2 separate regions of the Homo sapiens genome follow, and region 1 is linked to region 2. The links are chromatin contacts, found by Hi-C or POLR2A ChIA-PET in ENCODE. All regions are on one chromosome and are shown on one strand. The core of a region is the stretch at or near the end of the contact, and the rest is flanking DNA. Distances in the headings are between cores, read along the strand shown.

Region 1 (5,280 bases), core at 1,774-4,273, 44 kb before region 2:
CGAGTAGCTGAGACTACAGGCGTGCGCCACCACGCCCAGCTAATTTTTGTATTTTTAGTAGAGATGAGGTTTCACCATATTGGCCAGGCTGGTCTTGAACCCCTGACCTCACGTGGTCCGCCGACCTTGGCCTCCCAAAGTGCTGGGATTACAGGCATGAGCCACTGCGTCTGGCCACCAGCCAGCTTTTATATGCCTCCCCAAGATTGGGAGGAAAGATGGTTGTCCAGATCCACTGTGCTTAGCCTCACTTCGGACTTCTGTGTAAACAACTCTTGGTGTTTACAAACCAAATAGAGTTATTTCTCCACTCCCAAACCTACCCTTGCCACAGAGGTAGTGTGACTGAACCCCCTGGTTTGCCCAGTTCTGTTCTAATGTACACCAGTTTTCCCAGTATAATTATTGATAGCACCCCCTTTGCCAGTTTGGAGGATTATCTGTCTGGTCTCTATGCCCTTGCCCTAGGATTCAGGGCAGGGGTATGGGGACCTGTGCTGTATCCCCATTTCGGTAGAGGAAGGATGGGGAAATGTATGCTGTGTATGGCTGAACACGTACATGTACAAGTGACAGTCGTGTGGAGGCGAAGACCAGTGGCTGCCACACCCCAACCTGCACCCTTGACCACGGTCTCTACTCCTTGCTCTGCAGAGACAGGCAGGTGCCCCAGGTGGTAGCAGTGGCAGTGGTGGGTCTCCAGAGCTCAGCGCCCTGCGACTGTCAGAACAACTGCGAGAGAAGGAGGAGCAGATCCTGGCGCTGGAGGCCGACATGACCAAGTGGGAGCAGAAGTATTTGGAGGAACGTGCCATGAGGCAGTTTGCCATGGATGCGGCTGCCACGGCTGCTGCTCAGCGTGACACCACTCTCATCCGACATTCCCCCCAGCCCTCACCCAGCAGCAGCTTCAATGAGGGTCTGCTCACTGGTGGCCACAGGCATCAGGAGATGGAAAGCAGGTTCGGCATTGCAGGCCAGGCACCTGAGGTTGGGGGGGTGGGTGGCAATGTCCAGTCACTGCCCTGCCCTTGATCCCTGATAAACAGGCCCCTTTCCCCATAGAGCTCAGCAGTCCCTCCTGCTTCTGAGCTGAACCTGCATGATTGGCACACCAGGCACTGTAAACATGCATTTGCCCAGAAATACCGAGTCCTTGGTCTGCCCAGGAGACTCTTACTGTGGAGGTGTTGGGTGCCATCCAGTGCTTGGGCCCTGCCTCCCCTCTCCGGAGTGCCGCCCTCCAGGATGAGGGCTGTGCCGCCACTATCATCTGATGAATCTGGAACCCATCCTTAATGGCCTGCCTTTGCTGGTGTGAGAAGGGCCCAGGGCCTTATGCACTGGTGGTTTTCAGAGCCTGGGCTCTAAGAGCATCAAATTCCAGAGCTGTGGTGCCATTTCTAAGCCCTCTCTGGGTCCCTGCTACAAGCACAGAAGGATCCAGCCTGGCAGGGTTGGGGGAGTTGGGGGGGGCTTTTCCTCTAACTCCTATGAGGCAGGAAGGGTGGAGGCTGTTGGATCTGTGGGTCTGACAATGTGGGCATGGCCTCTCACCCCTCAGGTTAAAGGTGCTCCATGCCCAGATCCTGGAGAAGGATGCAGTGATCAAGGTCCTTCAGCAGCGCTCCAGGAGAGACCCTGGCAAGGCCATCCAGGGCTCCCTGCGGCCTGCCAAGTCGGTGCCATCTGTTTTCGCGGCTGCGGCAGCAGGAACCCAGGGCTGGCAAGGGCTCTCTTCTAGTGAGCGACAAACAGCAGACGCCCCTGCTCGGCTGACTACAGGTAAGAGGAGGCTACTGCTGGGATAGATTGAGAGGTAATTTCTCCTGGGCCTGAACACAGATTGCCAGACCTTTCCTCCCAGAACTGAGGCTATAGGAGCCAGGGCTTCCTGACCCTCTTCCAGGGGAGCTGGCTTATTCTCTGCCTCTAGTGACTCTACAGCGCAAGGCTCTCCTGCCAGTGTGAAGAGGGGTACTTAGTCCCCATCACCATAAATTCTATCATGCTTCAGCCCCAGCCACTGAACTAAGAAAAATAGAGCTTCCTGTGCAGATACACCTTGTATGCAAGCTCCCTCCACTCTTCCTTCTAAGCAGATGCCACAGAAACTCTAGAAGATTTAATCTATAAGGAAGGGTCCCACCACCCAAAACATTTGGAAGCCAATCCAATCTGGTAGTTATTCCCATTTGAAAATAGGAGCATTTTTAGTCTTAAAGTTCTTGCAAATCAAGAGCAGCCCACTCCACCTTGAATCCCCAGCAGGGACAGTTAACTTAGAGTGTCCTTCACCAGGGCCACATCTTACAGGCATGGCAATAACCATCCACCTACCTTTCCAGCAGACAGAGCACCCACAGAGGAGCCAGTGGTCACAGCTCCCCCTGCTGCCCATGCCAAACACGGGAGCAGAGATGGGAGCACCCAGACTGAGGGCCCCCCAGACAGCACCTCCACCTGCCTGCCACCGGAGCCTGACAGCCTTCTGGGGTGCAGCAGTAGCCAGAGAGCAGCCTCTCTGGGTAAGTCCTCCTGACCCCACTTCTGTGCTAGGTAGGGCCGAGGGGGCACTGGGGTGTGAACTGGAACACAAGGCCTTTTCTTCCCAGACCCCCTCCGGGTCATTGCCCGCACTCCATGGGGAGCCGTGCATAGCCAGAGGTGAGCAGGGTGCCTGGCCCACCTCAATGTGAACATGAGGGATGGCTGGTTGCATGAATAGGGAAATTGGAAACCCTGATTAGAGGCAGATCCAGAATTCAGAAAGAAAGCAACCAGATGGGAGGCACTTTAGCTCCTCTTTCATGGTCTTCCCTACATAGTTAATTTCCAATTTGATTATCCAAGAGAATGGAGCTCGCAAGTCATGCCGATGGCACTCTGGAAGCCTGTTTAAAGAGTCCGGGAAGGAGAAATCTGAGAAGATGCCATTTCTTTTTCCACTCCCCTTTCACATTGGCCTTTGCATATTTGCCTGTGCCTCATGATCTCAGAAAACCACAGGCATGAAAAGAATGCTGCAGCCTGCCTCCCTCAGGGCTCTCCATTGCTCTCTCTAAGCCCTCCAACCAGTTCAAAGTTAGAAACAAATGCATCCTACACATCGGAGGTTGGTGGGCTGGGCTGAGCACTGAAAGGGGGCAGAGCATTGTGCTTGGTTGGCCGAGTTCTGGGAACCTGGGCAGCAGAGGTGGGAAAAGTTGGTGAAGAACGATCTTTGTCTTTCAAATGTGCCAGGATTTTAAAAGCAATCTAGTAACACTCATTGGCATGTGCCTGTGTTCTTGTCTGTCTCCAGACTCTGTAGCTACATCCAGAGTCCAGGACTTGTCAGACATGGTGGAGATACTGATCTGAAGGAGGTGGTGCTTCAGGACTCTGAGCCATTCTCTCCCCTCCTCTGCCCTGTGCCACTCTCAGCCATTTCAGCAGCCCCGTCAACCGCTGCTCCGTCCCTTTCCCCAGCCAGACACTCATTCCCATTGACCATCTGGTCCCAGGAGCTCAGGAGGAGGACCCCAGGGGAGAGGAGAGCTGTGAGAGCACCGGCACCCCCAGAAGACTCTGCTTCTTAGCCCACATTCCTCCGGGCCTTATGGAGAATGAGGATTCAGCCTTGACTTCTTGCCCAAGGCCTGCTACTGGGGTAGCAACTGACAGCTCAGAAAGGAGCTGAGCTCCCTCTGCCCTGCCAGTTGTCAGTCAGGCAGGGAGGGAGTGGCTGTGTTGGTTTGGGGAACTAATTTCCACGGACGGCTGCCCGTGGACACCAGGTGGACTGGTTCACTAATCAAGTCAGCCATATTGTTCTCTGGCTAAGTTTGGTTCCAGCCAACGTCATCTGCTCTTCAGTTCCTCACTGCCTTCTTGGGATACTAAGACTTGAATTTTTTGGGGACTATTAAGGGTGTTAGTCTTGGAGAAGACACAGCCTCACCTTCTCACTTGCTGTGGGTGAGGGGCCATTTAAGTGGACTGGGAGACAGTGCGCAGTTTGTATATAATTCCCTTTCTTGTGGAACAGAAGACTGAGGCCTGCAGGTTCCGATGTGTCTCCATGGGCTGTGCTCCCCTCTTCCTACTGTCAGTTTCTGAAACTTCTGACTGGCCTCCCAGTTATGCCTCCTCCTCAAGTTCCTGGCCCGTGGATGTTAAAGCTGCTCGATTCCCAGGATCTCGGCTGCCTTTTCCTCTATCTTGAGCCCTATAAATGCCCACGGGACCCCCACCACCAGCCTCTTGAAGTGGCTCCACAGCTCCTGTCCCTGGAACATCCTGTCAGTTTGGTCATAAACCCTGAGCCAGATGAAATGAGCCACCGTGAACAGACATCTGCCATGCCCCCAGGTGGGCTTCGGTGGCCCTACCCGGTACCAGTTCTTTCTGAGAAACTGGAGATGTCTTGTTAGCATAAGTGTCTTCATTCCCACCTGGAGGGTTTGGGAGAGGAGCAAAGCAGTTGAAAACTAGTTAATGAGCTACAAGAGTCAAATAGTCCTCTGAATGGAGCCCCCATCACAAAACAGTGCCCAGGAGGCTGGCTCCTCAAGCTACCCATGCCCAGCGCCCTAAAGCAGCACCAGATGCTTTGGAATTGGGGTGAAACACCCACATGGCAGCCTGCTAGCAGCAGTGACTTTGACTTCTGGTCTTAAAGAGTCCCTCACTTCAGCCCCAGGAGCTATTGGTGGGTTTTAGCAGTTTTGTCTTTACCGTTTTTAGTTCTCCTTGATTCTTTGTTTTCTTCCTTTATCGTTTTTAGGTTTGGTATGTGTTGTTTTATTTCCATGGTTCCTCAAGTTTCCTTTTTAAACATTTGCATTTGCTGGACAATTGCAATTTTTTTTAAAAAATTCCCCTACCCCTGTTTAAAGCTGAAAAATACATTTGGTTCATGTGCATTGTTTACAAAGCAAAAAGAAAAAAGAGGAAAAAAAGGCAAAAAATATTGTGAAAGAAAAAAAACAACTTAATATATTTTGGATTAATATTTGGTATTTCTTTTAAAGTATTTTTTGTGCTGTGAACATTTTCTGCCAAAGACCATGATGTGTGTCTGTATGTTTAAGTTATCGTAAATATTTAAAATGTAAACATGGCTGTTTTGTTATGCCACCCTGTACCAGGATTGCTGCCGCATTCCACTGGGTATAACAGTATTTTAATTAAAAAAAAATAATTAAAAGTGATGTCTTTGCACAGGTGAGACTTTGCACTGAGGGAAGGGAAAGGGTGAGGATTTTGGGGGGCCACCCAAGTCATAGTCCAATCTCT
Region 2 (4,538 bases), core at 279-2,778:
ACAGTCCTGGCCCCACCTTTCAGCTAATCAGCTGAAGGGTCTGATCTCCTCTACCACCCCAGTGACAACCTCCCAGCTCTGCTTTCTGTCCCTGCCCTCCGAGCTCCCATTAGTCCTTTTCTGGATACTGCCCAAGTTCAGCCTTCCTGGCCCTGACCCTCCTTGCTTCATTCATCCTGTTCTCAGCCCATGGGCCAATCTCCCATGCTGCACCTGCAAGCAAGGTCCTTCTCTGCTCCAATTCCTCCTTGCCCACAGCATTGGGTGCCCTGGATGTATTCCAGGATCTTTATGATGCCCTCTTCCATGCCAGTCTCATGTCCTGCATGCTACCACCCCCAAATCAGGGAAGGACAAAAAGCAGGAAGTTCCATGACCAGACCCACATGGTCTTCCCCTTGGGAAGGCCCCTCCGCAGGGATGAAGAGCTGGACAGCTGCCTTTTCGGAACCAGAAATCAGTACTACGAAGGGGAAGAGGAGTCAGTCAATCAGGCAAGGTGCTGAGAGACCAGCCAATGTACACAGAGCGCCTACTAGGTGCTAGGCCCCACACCAGATGCTTATGGGCATTATCTATCAGTCCCCACAATACTCCCACAGCAGCGTGCTGAGTCCTGATTCTCTTCTCACTCTTCACGGGCCACTGCTGTGCCTCTCGCAGAAGAGGGGCTCCATAGACCAACCAACATCATGAGTGGACTGAGATGGACACCCTGACCCTTACTGTGACTCAGCTGGGCCTTTGGCAGGCATGGGGAGAGGCCAGGAGCAGACTTATGCTCTGTTTGGGGGCCAATCGCAGCACAGGCTCTTCCTCTGCACATAAGGTTCCCTCTGTCTAAAATACTCTTCTCCCATCTTTTGGGCTGACTCCTACTGATCTTCCGTGTCACTCTGCAGCTTCTCCCAGGAAGCCCTCCTGGATCTCCACCCCCAATCTGTGTTATTCCTCGGTGTTCCCCCACACCCTGGGCTTCCCCCAACTCTCCCTCGGTGTTTCAGAGACTGTCTTGAGGATCAGAATGTCAGCCCCTCAAGGACAGGATGACTTCACCTCTGTGCCCCCAGAATTAATCTCAGGAACTGGCACGGAGCAGAGGCTCAGCAAATATTTGTTGAATGAGTTAAATGCTGTTAGGTATTCAGTCACTCCCTGGCCGATCAGAAAGCACCTAATCCTAAACTAGATTGTCCGCTTTCCCTCTTCTCTCCCCAGGTCTTGCCCTTCACAATGTGCCCCCTAAATGGGCACATTTTGGGATCTGAACCCTGTGCCCCTTGAGGCTGATGATGGAGAGGGGCACGTCCTATCTCCTCTTTGAGCTACTGGCCTGGCTTTCTCAGTGCCTCAGCGGACCACTGCGGGCTTCCCTCCTTTCCTCCAGCGCGACTGGTCTCGCCGCACCCCTGTCCGGTGCCTCCTGCGAGTCCCTCCTGGTCGCGGCCCTCGGGGCCCTGTCCTCCACCCGGACAGACGGACGTACCGGGGGCTTGGGGAGAGGGTGGCACAGAGCGGGCCGGCGTTCTCCAAGGAGAGGAGAACAAACTTGTGCGCTCAGAGCGCGCAGTGAACACCCTGCTCACATTCCTGCGCCGGCCGGAATGCCGGCCCGGGACCAGCCAAAGGCCGCATTCCTTGCGCCGCGGCCAGCTCGCAGCCCCGGCTCCTGCCCCGCCCCTGCCCGCCCCTACCCGCCCCCAAACCCGGCCCCGAGCCCTAGCCCTTGCGGGCGCCCCCCGGCGGCTGCCCCACTCCGCTCCCAGCCCGCCTTTTGGATCTGAGCGTCCCCTCTCCCTCTTCCCCGGGAAGCGTCCGGCTTCCCCACACTGCTGCTTCCATTTCTGCAGCCCCACTCCTCCATCGCTTTTAGTTTTGTTATTTGCTCCCAATGAAAACAGGTAAAAACCTTCCACGGCCCCTCAGAACCTTGGTGACAAACACCCCCGCCCCTGGGCGGCTTCATCTCCCGGGTTCCCCGCACCCCGCCTGGGCGCGGCCCTAGCCCTCTCTAACGCCCGCACCCCCTGGAGCTCCCGCCGGGGCTCCCGGCGCCTAGGGTCGGCTCCCACGCAGGCGCCTCGGGCCGGAGGCCCCGCTGCAGCCTGGGCCCTGCCCGCCTTGCCCAGAGGCTCTGCGGAGGGCTCAGGGAAGGAAACGCAGTCCGCCCCTGTCCCTGCGGCTCTGGGTTGGAAACTGTGAGAAAATGGGTCAAAGTGGGTCTGTAGGAGTGTCCACCCGCCCCGCCGGATAAAGCGCCGCTCCCCCGTAGTGAGGATCACGCTCTTGGGGAGAGTTGAGGCCCCAAGAAAGTCCATAACCACTGGGCTGGGGGTTTCCACGACGGTATAGAAACCACTCAGATCACACACATCAGCTGACACACACAGCTGCGCTCACGTGGAAACACCACGGAATCAAGTGAGCAAATGGACTTTTCCCTAAAGCCAGACCACAGGCCTGCGGAAGTCCCTGCCTTCCCGCAGGGACTCGAGGCGGGAGTGTGCGATGTGCGCTTGCCCCTGCAGGGGGCCTTGCCCAGATTCTTGGCCAGTGTGTGCTACCCAGGGCGGGCAAAGCATGGGCTTTCACCCATTTTCCCAGCTTGTTGACAGGGCGCTTTCTCAGTGGGAAAGGTGCCACGGCCTAACATCATTTGCGTGGGGAAATTTGCATGTTTATCAGCCCACAGACCTGTGAAGGACTCACCCTCTGGATGAAGTGACACCTGGGAACCCAGTAATGCAGCAAGGCATGCCTGGAACTTGCATTGCTCACCATCCGGAGCCGTGGTTTGTGCTGCCAGGAAAGGCGGGAAAACAGAACCCAGATTGTGATTGGCAGACTCCTGGCCTGGAGGAAGGGTGGGAAGTCAGGAGCGCTTCATGGGAGGCTGAGCCTGATGGCCGACTTGCCTTGCTTGGTTGGTTTCGTAACCTCTGAGAGCAGGAAAATAAAATGGCTCCTTTCCTACCTGGCAGGGGTGTGGCCTGCAATATCTGGAGGTAGGCCCAGAGTGCCCAGGTGGCAAGTGGCCATGCAGCCCTGATTTGAGGTTGTAGCCCTCGCTCAAGGTCTGTCTCTTCCCCATGACACAGAAGATGGACATTCTAGACATTTTACACCACCCTGGCAGTTCATCAAATGGCAGTGCCAAGGCTCTGCCTCAGTGGAATGTGAGGGTGCTCGAGGTGATGATGACTAAGTCAGACACAAGAGAAGCCCCAGTGAGGACCCTATTCATTTTACAGACACTTACTGAACCCAGCCCCTACCTCCAAGAGACTCACGGTCCCCTGCGGGAAGCAGACTCCTGGCCATTTCAGTGCAGAGTGATAAATGACAAGGCAAAAGCAGCCCCAGTGTGCAATTTGAGGACCACGAGGGGTACTGAACCCACCTCTGGGTGGGCCTTCTGGAAGGAGCTGCTCTCCAGGGGAAGTAGGGGCAGGGAGGAGGCTCTGCCAGGAGAAGAAACTTTCTGGCCTCTAGAGTCCTTTTTTTTTTTTTTTTTTTTTTGGTGACAGTCTTCCTCTATCACCCAGCTAGAGTACAGTGGTGCTATCCTGGCTCACTGCAGCCTCATACACCGGGCTCAAGCCATCCTCCTGCTTCAGCCTCTGAGTAACTGGGACTACAGGCATGAGCTACTATGCCCAGCCTAGAGTCCTTTTTAGTATTCTGCAGCCAACATGCCATTGTGCTGATGTTTTGCTAAAGAACCTCCACGGATTTTGCCAGTCATGTGGTTGGACTGAATAGCATTTAAGGCTTCCATTCCAAGGTCCCTTTCTGAAGATGAGTGGGATTATAATTTCCCACTGGGCCCAGGTAGGGGTCTGGTTTCGATGATGAATTGGCCTCAGAAATTCAGCCCCTTCTCTTGGAGTTGCTTAAAGTCAGGGCCCTCCTCACTGATGTGTGAAGTGTCATAGCACTCCCCACACTCAGGTGTGTCCAGTGTGTGCAGCAGAACTGGGCAGGGAGGGCTTGGCCCCAAGGGAGGACCAGCCCCCATCTCCCATGACCTTTCCCGCACACTTAGGTGAATGGCTGACCTCTTCGGAGTCTCACTTCATCCTTGTGCTTAAAATGAATAAACGACCCCCAGGCCTTCCCTATCCCATATTAAGAGAAATTAATTCAAATAATAAACTCTTTGAAAGACTAGAGTTTTCAAAAATGTCATTATACAGAATAACGTTTCTCAAAATCCCTAGTTTGTGGGGCATGGGCAGAGGGGTTTGGTGAAAATTCTTTTTCCTGGGCCAGCTGATAGTCTGAGCCGGGAGGCCATAAGTGAGGCCCAGGACTCTACATGCTTAAAAAATCGTCCTAAGGAATCCTGATGCTTTGACAGGAACTTATACAGACAACCTTACATTTGCTCTCAGGAAGTCCTCTTAGAAAGTTCATTTCACTATCTCGAATCTGGAATCCCAGCACTTTGGGAGGCTGAGGCAGGCAGATCGCTTTAGCCCAGGAGTTTGAGAACAGCCTTGGCAACATAATGAGACCCCATCTCTACAAAAGAAAGA

The links. A loop is a pair of places that touch in the nucleus more often than their neighbours do. ChIA-PET counts read pairs that join two places held with the same protein, here RNA polymerase II (POLR2A). Pooled maps may share reads with other maps.
Region 1: a map of prostate gland shows a loop between it and region 2 (5-fold over the local background). The contact joins the enhancer-like site here to the promoter of LINC02004 in region 2. A Hi-C loop is called at or near these places in 50 of 168 maps with a recorded cell type or tissue (A673, Caco-2, Calu3 and 35 more), 1 of 37 single-sample maps with no recorded cell type and 29 of 50 pooled maps. POLR2A ChIA-PET finds 5 or more read pairs at or near these places in 19 of 52 experiments (A549, AG04449, AG04450 and 14 more).

Annotation. Positions count from the first base shown.
Region 1 is chr3:134,355,788-134,361,067 of GRCh38, reverse strand. AMOTL2 (angiomotin like 2) reads left to right here. Exons shown (of 10, transcript NM_016201.4): 7 at 655-962; 8 at 1,565-1,785; 9 at 2,349-2,528; 10 at 3,305-5,280. The coding sequence ends at 3,363. Among named protein-coding and RNA genes, the nearest start is that of MIR6827, 9.4 kb to the left of the region's middle. RefSeq lists an enhancer at 1,018-1,578. Within about 2 kb of position 3,023, at least 21 of the 41 ENCODE cell types and tissues checked have a DNase peak (open chromatin) inside an H3K27ac peak, as active enhancers do; they include A673, HCT116, PC-3 and 11 more, where a contact is called at or near this core.
Region 2 is chr3:134,310,566-134,315,103 of GRCh38, reverse strand. LINC02004 (long intergenic non-protein coding RNA 2004) reads right to left here and starts at 1,528. Exons shown (of 2, transcript NR_146711.1): 1 at 1,487-1,528. RefSeq lists an enhancer at 816-1,389.